Regions from separate parts of the Homo sapiens genome. Here region 2 is linked to region 1. The links are chromatin contacts, found by Hi-C or POLR2A ChIA-PET in ENCODE. All regions are on one chromosome and are shown on one strand. Each heading gives the region's core, a stretch centred on a gene start or an enhancer-like site at or near the end of the contact. The rest is flanking DNA. Distances are from core to core; before and after follow the strand shown.

Region 1 (5,480 bases), core at 1,105-3,604:
AAATACAAACATTAGCCAAGCGTGGTACAAAAACACAAAAATTGAGCAAGCATTGCAGGACGTGCCTGTAGTCCTAGCTACTTAGGAGGCTAAGGTGGGAAAATCACTTGAGTCCAGGAGTTCAAGGCTGGGCAAACGAGCAAAACCCAGTCTCAAAATCATCAACATCAAAACAGCTACTGATTGCAGAGTGTCATGTGCCTTGCATTCTGCCACAGGCTTCTACAAACCCTGCACTTAATCCCTAGATCCACCCTCTGAGGAGAGCAGTCTGCTATCCCCACTTACAGACGAGGAACAACTTGTCCAAGGTCTCGCTTGGCAGAAGCCGGACTCGGCCTAGGTCTGTCTGGCAAAAGATCCTCTAACAATTAGCTGGACTGCCTTCTCATGATCCCAATCCCAGAACTAGAGTTAAAAAAAAAAAAAAAAAAAAAGCATAACATTTTCAACAGCACAAGCAGCTCCAACAGCCATCCCACCACTAGTAAGCACACGTGGCCGGGCGCCGTGTCTCCATGTGTGTTGTGCATGTATGTAAACCAAGTCCTCATCCTGTGTTATCCAGGCAATCTCGAGTCCTTGCTGCATTTGCAGCGCACGCTAACAGTTAGACCCTCGCCCTTGGGCTGGATGAAATCCCACTGCAGTTTCTCTACAACTGTGAACCCAGTACCGCACCTGACAGTCTACGCAGCTTCCTTTCCTGAAACATCTTGCCTTTCAGGCGGGTGTCTATGGTCATGTCTGTGTGTACTACGAGCGAGCAAGAAAGACCCCAACCAGAGGTCCCATTCGAGGCCTGGATAAGCACGCCGGGCGGAACTACTCTGCCCCTCACCCTCCCAATACATCTGCACTCAGGACTCCGACCTTCCTTCCTTGACATATCTGCACGTGCTGCTCCTTCCCCCCCCGGAAGGCCCTTCTTCCCACTCTCCATCTGTCACCTCCTACTCATCCTTCCTAGACAGAAAAAGCCGTCCGTCCAGTCAGTCTCACCAGTGCCTCCCGCTCTGTGGCCCCCTGCAGCTCCCTAAGTCACCTCGATCACGACACGCAGGAATTGTGACTGTCCGGCTCTGCCTTTGTACCCCCTCCAGGGACCGGCCCCACCTCCAGGGCAGGGCCTAGGGCTGATGCCCCCTCCTCGGTGCCCAGCGCCAGGCTCCCTGCCTGCCCTCAGCAGGCTTCATCTCACTGAAGCAGGCCCGAGTGGTGGCTGCTCCAGAGAAGCCCCGCTCCCAGGTCCCTCGCACAAGAAGCCGGAGGCGGGAGAGGGTCGGTCAAGGTGAAAACAAGCCCCGCTCCTCCAGTCCTGAGCTCCGGGGATCTAAGGAGGCTGCGCCACGGAAGAGGTGGCGGGGCAGAGATCGGGGCGAGAGGGAAGGGTGTAAGCAGGCAAAGTCCAGGGTAACCAGGGAGAAAGACTCCTGGGGGGCCGGGGAACCGGCCAGAGAGGCAAGAGAGCGGAGCTGAGGCTCAGGGACTGGGGAGCGCAGCTGCAGAGAGCGAGTGGGAAAAGGCCGAGAGCAAGAGACTGAGACTAGGGTGGCGGCGGAGCTGAGGTGAAGAGATTAAGAGACTGGGGAGGGTCGAGGGGGAAGAAACGGGGTGCCGTGGAGAGGAAACCCGAAGGAAGGAGGGAAAGGATCCGAAGCAGAAAAGACCCGCGGGGGTCCCGAGAGGGAAAAGCCTGAGGGGACGCGGAGAGGGGAAGACGTGGGCGCCTGGCCCTGGAGAGAGAGGGTCGGGCGACGCGGGCCGCTCACCTGCGAGGGGGGGCGGCGGCTCCTCGCACTCGGGGCTCATCGGGGCGCCCCCCCCCGCCCCGCCGCCGGCGGCTCCGGCCCCTGCTGCGGGGCCCGGTGAGTGGGGGCGGGGGCGGCGTCGGGGACTCGCGCAGGCGCCGGGGCTCGCGGGGTCCGCGCAGGCGCCCGCGGGTCGTGGGGTCCTCGCGCGCCGGGTCCTGCAGAGTTGAGGGGGTCAGCGCCGGGTGGAGTTGCCGACGGGCGGGGGGCGTCACTAGTCCGCGTAGGCACCTCCGGGGTCCGCAGGCGAGGTGGGCGTGCGGGCCGAGGCGGGTTGGCGAGCCGGGTCGCGAGGCCCACGCAGGCGCCTCAGCCGGGAAGACGGGGGAAGTTGCCCCGGTTTCCACAGTCCAACCGAGCGCCCCACGGGAGGGGAAGGCGACCTCCTCCGCGGTCCAAACGGGCCGCAGAGCCGAGCAGCGACCGACGGAAGCCGAGGCCTACTTCCTTAACCACCCCTTCCCCAAAGCCGCTCAATCTCCGGGCTCTGCGGCCGGCCTCAGGGCCTCCGACGCCCGGCTCCCTCCGCCACTATCCCACAATCCCCCTAGCGCAGGACGACGCAGGAGGCCCCGCCCTCCCGCGGCTGTGTTGGTGCGCAGGTGCGGGGGGCGGGGTGCACGCCTGGGCGGTGCAGTGCGCGTGCGCCCGGGCGCTCCCGACACCGCCCACTCTTGAACCCCGCCGCCGCAGACGCGCTTGCGCCCGTTGGTGCCAACGGTCTGCCCCGGAATAAACCCAGACAGCTCAGTGAGCCGCAGCTGCGCACCGGCTCCGTTCCAAGGCCCCGTGAATATTCCGCTCCAGGATTTCCCTTCCCACTCGCTCCGTTTGGAAATCCGTTCGCTGTTCTGTCTCCTCTAATCATAGTGGAGCTTTGGCTCCAGGGTCGGGCTCTTGCGAAATCCAGACCTGGTTTTCGCTCCAGCCAAAGCCAGGCGCCTTCGTTCCGTCCGGCTCTCGCGCTTAGCCGCCTCCGAGCCTCAGAGGCCCTCAGTCGTTTCCGTCTGCTGGCGATAGTCCCGGCCGGGTCGCTGGTGTTGCCAGTTCCGCCCAAAGCAGCTTCTAATAGCATCAACTGAAAGAGACCTCCTAGACCTTGTGTCTAGATTGATGAAGGTCCCTCTGGCTTTGAGCCTCGGTTTCCCCAACTTTAATAGCTCCCCTCTCTACCCATGTTAGAGGCCTACTGTAAAAATCGTGTGGGCGCGAGGAACTTTTTTGTTTTTGTTTTTGTTTTAAGACTCCGAATTGGCCGGGCGCGGTGGCTTACGCTTGTAATCACAACACTTTAGGAGGCCCGAGGCCGGAGGATGGCATGAGACCAGGAGTTGGAGACCAGCCTGGGCAACCTAGGGAGACCCCCGTCTCTACAAAAGAAAATTTAAAAAATTAGTTGGGCCTGGTGGCCCGCGCCTGTGGTCTCAGCTATTCGGGAGGCTAAGGCAGGAGAATCGCTTGAGCCGAGGCTGCAGTGAGCCGGATTGCACCACTGCACTCCATCCTAGGAGACAGAGCGAGAACCTGTCTCAAAAACAAAGGGCCCAGCGTGGTGGCTCACGCCTGCCTGTACTTGAGCTCAGGAGTTCAAGACCCCACGCCTATAATCCCAGCACTTTGGGAGGCCGAGGTGGGCGGATTGCCTGAGCTCAGGAGTTTGAGACCAGCCTGGGCAACACAGTGAAACCACGTGTCTACTAAAATACAAAAAATAGCCGGACGTGGCGGTGTGCGCCTGTAATCCCAGCTACTCAGGAGGCTGAGGCAGGAGAATTACTTGAACCCGGGAGGTGGATGTTGCAGTGAGCCCAGATCAGGCCACTGCACTCCAGCCTGGGTGACAGAGCGAGACTCCGTCTCGAGAAAAAAAAAAAAAAAAAAAAAGAGCAAATTCACCCCTCCTTTGCCCTCTTTGTTCTATTGAGACCCTCAATGGATTGGATAATGCCAGCTCACACTGGGGAGGGAAGATCTTTATTCAGTCTACCGATTCAAATGCTAGTCTCTTCCAGAAATACCCTCATAGACACACCCATAATGTTTTACCAGCTATCTGGACATCCCTTAGCCCAGTCAACACCTGAAATGAACCATCACAGAGAGGCATTTCCTTTTCTCTTTTTTCTATAGAGATGTTTTGTCTTTTACCCAGCATTTGGCTTCCTTGTTTTCTCCACAATATGATGGCATCATTGCCACACTGTTTTAACACAGAGGTCAGGAACTGAGGGATAAGGATGTGGCTATAGTCCCTACCCTTCAAATGGAAGCTGGGAAGCTGTGGGGGCTTTAATGACTGAAGTCTGGATTTCCACCCAGCAGAACTCACAGATATACATTGTGTTTGCATTAGAATTGAAACTTTTTTTTAAGAGACAGGGTCTGGCTCTGTCGACCAGGCTGGAGTGCATGGCACGATCACAGATCACTGCAGCCTCGAACTCCTGGGCTCAAGCAATCCTCTCGCCTCAGCCTCCCGAGTAGCTGGGACTACAACTGGAACTTTTTTCTTGAGACAGGATCTCAGATCCTGCAGCTACCTCTCAATTTATCCTGGATTTAGGAAGAGGAGTGATAAAAACCAATCCAAATAGACTCAAAAATCCCAGATCCACCAGAACAATCCACACAAAAGGAATGAGTCTGACATCAAATTGTCCTAGGAAACCAGGATACAAGAAAGAGGAGGATTGGCCGGGCATAGTGGCTCACACCTGTAATCCCAGCACTTTGGGAGGCCGAGGAGGGTGGATCACCCTGTCAAGAGTTCAAGACCAGCCTGGCCAAGATGGTGAAACCTGGTCTCTACTACAAATACAAAAATTAGCCGGGCGCGGTGGCAGGCGCCTGTAATCCCAGCTACTTGGGAGGCTGAGGCAGGAGAATCTCTTGAACTCGGAGGGTGGAGGCTGCAGTGAGCCAAGATCGGGCCACTGCACTCCAGCCTGGGCAACAGAGTGAGACTCCCGTCTCAAAAGAAAAAAAAAAGAAAGAAAAAGAAAAAGAAAGAGGAGGATCGCTCTGGAATTAGTCCAGCTGTGAATCCTGGCTGTGAACTTGGTCAGGGGTCAGCCTCCTCTGAGCTCAGCCTCCTCTCTGGAAAAACAACAGCTTTCAAAGCTCTTGTCTACAAATGACAAAATTTCTTGTAGCTAAACAGAAAAGGAATTTATTAAAGGAATTGAGGCAGCCTCCGACACCCCCACCTCCCGCCCCAATCCCACGTCTCTGAGAAAGCTACAGAATCCGCTTGGCGCTTTGCAGTCAGGAATGAAGCCCACACCCAGCCACAGGCCTGCTCCTGAGACACAGTGCAGCCTCCATCAACGGCACCTGGCTCAGACACTCCCGCCAGAATCTCTGCCAGCCCTGTCCAGAAGCCAGGTGTGGCTGCTCCTGCACTAGCCAGAAGGGAACCTGGGCAGGGGCCCCTCCACCGCCAACTCTTGGCCCGACGACCGGCGGGCTCTGATTGGTAGAGGAGCTAGACCACCAGCGGGTTCTGATTGGTGTACAAAACAGATTCCCAGAGAGAGTTCTGATTTGTGGAGCTAATGTCACATGATTACCCTACAGCAAAGGATGCTGGGAAGGGAAATGGCGGCTACCCTAGGGAAAATTTAGATGTCTAACCTGGGAAATTCCTCAAACCTAGAATTCAGGTTTGCC
Region 2 (5,480 bases), core at 528-3,027, 250 kb before region 1:
GGATACAAAAAAAACCATTCCACAATTCCACGGCCATGTTTGCACCCAGGAACCACGAGGGCTGGGTTAGCCCAGATGGTGGGCTTGGGAAATGTTCCTGGAGCAAAAAAAAGAGCCAGAAGTCATGAGAGCCTGACCCCCTCCCCCAACGCGCACACACACACACCACTCTCTACCTCCAAGCCTCATTTTCAGGCTTCTCAAAGCTAAGGTCACTCCCATGAGCTAAGCCGCGCTTTTCTCAATCCTCAGCTCTTCCACAAGAATAGGAAGAACTCTCTCCTGTTCAAGATCCTGTGGCTCAGCTGCAGCTCTGGAAGAAAGACCCCGGTGAGGGTCTTGCTTTTCACAATCCCCAATCCCAGACCACATCCTGTGCCCCAAAACAACTTCCATGGTAACCACATCCTTCAGGAAGTGAAGTCAGGCAGGAAGTCAAGTCAGAAGACGGAATGGGCTGGGCATGGTGGATCGCACCTGTAATCCCAGCACTTTGGGAGGCAGAGGCAGGTGGATCACATGAGGTCAGGAGTTTGAGACCAGCCTGGCCAACATGGTGAAACCCTGTCTCTACTAAAAATACCAAAAGTAGCCAGGCTTGGTGGTGCATGCCTGTAATCCCAGCTACTCTGGAGGCTGAGGCAGGAGAATCGCTTAAACCCGGAAGGCGGAGGTTGCAATGAGCCGAGATCGCACCATTGCACTCCAGCCCGGGGGACAGAAAAAAAAATGTAGCTGAGCATGGTAGTGCACGTCTGTGATCTCAGCTACTTGGGAGTCTGAGGCAGGAGAATCACTTGAACCCAGGCGGTGGAGGTTGCAGTGAGCCAAGATTGTAATAGTCCAATGTGTTCACCTTGCCCACTGCCTAGACAGAGCTGATTCGTCAAGACAGGGAATCGCAATAGAGAATAATTCATGCAGAGCTGGCTCTACGAGAGACCAGAGTTTTATTATTATTCAAATCAGTGTCTCCCAGCATTCAGGAAGCGTTTTTAAGGATAACTTGGTGGGTGGGTGGGAAGCCAGTGAGCCAGGAGTGCTGTTTGGTCAGGGATGAAATCGTGGGAGCCAAAGCTATCTTCTTGCACTCAGTTCCTGAGTGGAGGCCAAAAGATAAGATGGGCCAGTTTATTGATATGGGTGGTGCCAGCTGATCCATCAAGTACAGGGTCTGCAAGTTAAACGCTGATCTTAGAAGCAGTTTAGGGAGGGTCACAATCTTGTAGCCTCCAGCTGCATGACTCCTAAGTCATAATTTCTAATCTCGTGGCTAATGTTCGTCCTACAGGGCCAATCTAGTCCCCAGGCAACAAAGAGGTGTGCTTTGGAAAAGGGCTATCATCTTTGTTTAAACTATAAGTTTCTCCCAAAGTTCAGCCTATGCCCAGGAATGAAAAAGGACAGCTTGGAGGTTAGAAGCAAAATGGAGTCAGTTAAATCTCTTTCACTGTCTCAGTCATAATTTTGGAAAGGTGGTTTCAAGCTGGCACAACTGCACTCCACCCTAGGAGACAGAGCGAGACCCTGTCAAAAAAAAAAAAAAAAAACAAGAAGTGAAGTCAAGATAGGAGGTAAATTCGGAAGACAGGAAGTGGTGGTAGAAGACAAGAAGTGAAGTCATACAGGAAGTAAAGTCAGAAGACAGGAAGTGAAGTAAGAAGACAGGAAGTGGTTGTAGAAGACAGGAAGTGAGGTCATACAGGAAGTAAAATCAGAAGACAGGAAGTGACGTCAAACCAGGATTTGCAGTCGGAGGCAGGCAAGAAGTGAAATCAGAAGACGGGAAGTGGCTGAGGGGAACGTCTTTTCTCTCTCCTGCTCAGCCCGAAGTGAACAGGTAGCATCAGGTGTGCCATTTCAGTGACTGGGCACAGCCCAGGCACCCACATCTCTCTGCAGCGCCTATTCTTGGAACACCAGAGACCTCTACACTATTTTCTGTTGCTTTTTTCCTTCATTTTCAGAGATGAGATCCTGGATTGAATGACTACTATGGAAAGTGATTGACCAAGGTAAGTCACAACTATCTTGTTCTTTAATTTTGGTGTTGTTTGTTATGACTTGTTAGCCGTCTAGCACTCATAGCTTTGCATTTCCACTCTGCATTACTTGTATTTTTATTATTTTGTGATATTCGTAATAATTTATTATAAAACTGTGTTATTTTTGGATATTTTTAAGTTAAAATGCGATTTTTTAACTAAGTGGCAGTATGCAAAGCAAGTGGTTCAGAACTCTCCCCCATTAATAAGTCTTCTCTCCTGAAAGAAACAATTTTGAGACTTCCTGTTCTTAATTCTGTTTAACAGCATACTTCTAAAAGAAAAAGTGTATACTGTTATTATTTATTGTGTTACAAAAATATACACGCACCTTTCATGCACGTCCGTGTGAAGAGACCACCAAACAGGCTTTGTGTGAGCAATAAAGCTTTTAATCACCTGGGTGCAGGTGGGCTGAGTCTGACAAGAGAGTCAGCGAAGGGGGATAGGGGTGGGGCCGTTTTATAGGATGTGGGTAGGTAAAGGAAAATTACAGTCAAAGGGGGGTTGTTCTCTGGCGGGCAGAGTCGGGGTCATAAGGTGCTCAGTAGGGGAGCTTTTGAGCCAGGATGAGCCAGGAGAAGGAATTTCACAAGACAATGTCATCAGTTAAGGCAGGAACAGGCCATTTTCGCTTCTTTTGTGGTGGAATGTCATCAGTTAAGGCACGAACCGGCCATCTGGATGTGTACGTGCAGGTCACAGGGGATATGATGGCTTAGCTTGGGCTCAGAGGCCTGACATTCCTGTCTTCTTATATTAATAAGAAAAATAAAATGAAATAGGGGTAAAGTGTTGGGACAGCAAAAATTTTTGGGGGTGGTATGGAGAGATAATGGGTGATGTTTCTCAAGGCTGCTTTGAGCAGGATTAGGGGCGGCGTGGGAACCTAAAGTGGGAGCGATTAAGCTGAAGGAAGATTTTGTGGTAAGGGGTGACATTGTGGGATTGTTAAAAGAAACATTTGTCATTTAGAATTATTGGTGATGGCCTGGATACAGTTTTGTATGAATTGAAAAACTAAAGGGAATAAGGAAAGGAGAAAAACAGGTATTAAAGGTCTAAGAATTGGGACGACTCAGGACATCTAATTAGAAAGTGCCTAAGGAGGTTCAGCATAGCCTTGCCAGCAAAGATTATTTATTTATTTTAAGAGTTAACAGTGGCGGTATGGGGATAGTACCAGGAGATACCAGCTGTGCTGGCTTGGAGAAACAGTGTAAACTGGCAGTGTAAACAAGAGCAGGGCATGTGTGAGTAGTTGAGAACGGTGAATAGGAGTATGACTAGACAGAAGATAGTAGGGATGACAAGTTTTTTGGGGCACAATCTAAGTTGGTCTGGTGTCTGGAATGAGACTGGGGCCTAATAAAAAGGAGTGTCTACACAGGAGCTTAAATGGGCTGTATCTTGTAGCATTCCAAGGACAGGCCTGAATTCTGGAAGCGAAAATGGTAAAAGTATTGTCCAGTCCTTTTTAAGTTGGTGGCTGAGCTTGGTGAGGTGTGTTTTTAATAGACCATTAGTCTGTCACTGAATACTAAGAGCCTGAAAAAATGCTTGGCTGATTTGACTAATAAAGGCTGGTCTGTTAGCAGACTGTATAGAGGTGGGAAGGCTGAACTGAGGAATTTTGTCTGACAGAAGGGAATGACAAGGCTAAACTGAAGAATTATGTCTGACAGAAGGGAAGAAATGACTGCGGTGGCCTTCTCAGACCCTGTAGGAAAGGACTGTACTTACCCAGTGAAAGTGTCTACCTAGACTAAGAGGTATTTTAGTTATCTTACTCGGGGCATGTTGAGTAAAGCTAATTTGCCAGTCCTGGGCGGGGGCAAATCCTTGAGCTTGATGTGTAGGGAAGGGAGGGGGCCTGAATAATCCATGAGGAGTAGTAGAATAGCTGATGCAACACTGAGAAGTGATTTCTTTGAGGATAGATTTCCACAATGGAAAGGAAATGAGAGGTTCTAAGAGGCTGGCTAGTGGCTTGTACCATAGCATAGCCTGCCTTTGCTGGTGTGTGGCGATTAGGCCTGGTGGAACCGCCATCAATAAACTAAGTGTGATCAGGGTGAGAAACAGGGAAGAAGGAAATGTGGGGAAATGGGGTGAACGTCAGGTGGATCAGAGAGATGCAGTCATGGGGGTCAGGTGTGGTATCTGGAATAATGTGGGAGGCCAGATTGAAGTCCGGGCCAGGAACAATGGTAATTGTGGGACTTAACAAAGAGTGAGTACAGCTGAAGGAGCCAGGGAGCAGAAAGTATATGCATCAGGTGTGAGTAAGAAAATAGATTTTGGAAATTATGAGAGCTGTAGAGAGTGAGTTGAGCATAGTTTGTGATTTTGAGGGCCTCTAAAAGTATTAAAGCAGCGGCAGCCACAGCACGCAGATATGAGGGCTAGGCTAAAACAGTAAGGTCAAGTTGTTTGGACAGAAAGGCTACAGGGTGTGGTCCTGGCTCTTGTGTAAGAGTTCTGACCGCGCTAACCATGCCTAGGAAGGAAAGGAGTTGTTGTTTTGTAGAAGGTGCTGGGGCTTGAGAGATCAGTCAGACACGATCAGCAGGGAGAGCACGTGTGTTTTTATGAGAATTATGCCGAGATAGGTAACAGATGAGGATGAACTTTGGGCTTGACTGAAGTAATGGGGGCTGTCTGTGAAACCTTGCAGCAGTACAGCCCAGGTAATTTGCTGAGCCTAATGGGTGTCAGGGTCAGTCCAAGTGAAAGCGAAGAGAGGCTGGGACGAGGGGTGCAGGGGAATAGTGAAAAAAGCATCTTTAAGATCAAGCATGGAATAGTGAGTTGTGGAGGAAGGTATTGAGGACAAAAGAGTGTAGGGGTTGGGCACCACAGGGTGCATAGGCAAAACAATTTGATAAGGCGCAGATCCTGAACTAATCTGTAAGACTTTTCCGGTTTTTGGACAGGTAAAATGGGGGAATTGTAAGGAGAGTTTATAGGTTTTAGAAGCCCATGCTATAGCAGGCGAGTGATAACAGGCTTTAATCCTTTTAAAGTGTGCTGTGGGATGGGATATTGGCATTGAGCAGGGTAAGGGTGATTAGGTTTTAATGGGATGGTAACGGGTATGTGATCAGTTGCCAGGGAAGGAGTAGAGATGTCCCATACTTGTGGGTTAAGGTGGGGGAATAGGAGAGGAAGACGCGAAGGAGGCTTTGGGTTGAGGAGAAGGGTGGCAATGAGATGCGGCTGTAGTCCAGGAATAGTCAGGGAAGCAGATAATTTGGTTAAAATATCTCGGCCTAATAAGGGAACTGGGCAGGTGGGGATAACTAAAAAAGAGTGCATAAAAGAGTGTTGTCCAAGTTGGCACCAGAGTGGGGGAGTTTTCAGGGGTTTAGAAGCCTGGCCGTCAATACCCACAACAGTTATGGAGGCAAGAGAAACAGGCCCTTGAAAAGAAGG

What was found. Hi-C counts contacts between places; a loop is a spot of excess contacts on that map. ChIA-PET counts read pairs that join two places held with the same protein, here RNA polymerase II (POLR2A). Pooled maps may share reads with other maps.
Region 2: a loop to region 1 is called in a pooled map, with 6 times the contacts of the local background. The contact joins the promoter of GP6-AS1 here to the promoter of PPP6R1 in region 1. A Hi-C loop is called at or near these places in 5 of 50 pooled maps. POLR2A ChIA-PET finds 5 or more read pairs at or near these places in 3 of 52 experiments (WTC11, activated CD8-positive, alpha-beta memory T cell and common myeloid progenitor, CD34-positive).

Annotation. Positions count from the first base shown.
Region 1 is chr19:55,256,663-55,262,142 of GRCh38, forward strand. PPP6R1 (protein phosphatase 6 regulatory subunit 1) reads right to left here and starts at 2,355. Exons shown (of 24, transcript NM_014931.4): 1 at 1,773-2,355. RefSeq lists silencers at 435-628, 1,813-1,872, 2,043-2,142, 2,273-2,552, 2,459-2,753 and enhancers at 1,603-2,577, 2,583-2,782, 2,813-2,862, 2,943-2,992.
Region 2 is chr19:55,004,450-55,009,929 of GRCh38, forward strand. GP6-AS1 (GP6 antisense RNA 1) reads left to right here and starts at 1,778. Exons shown (of 3, transcript XR_001754013.3): 1 at 1,778-1,840; 2 at 1,968-2,015.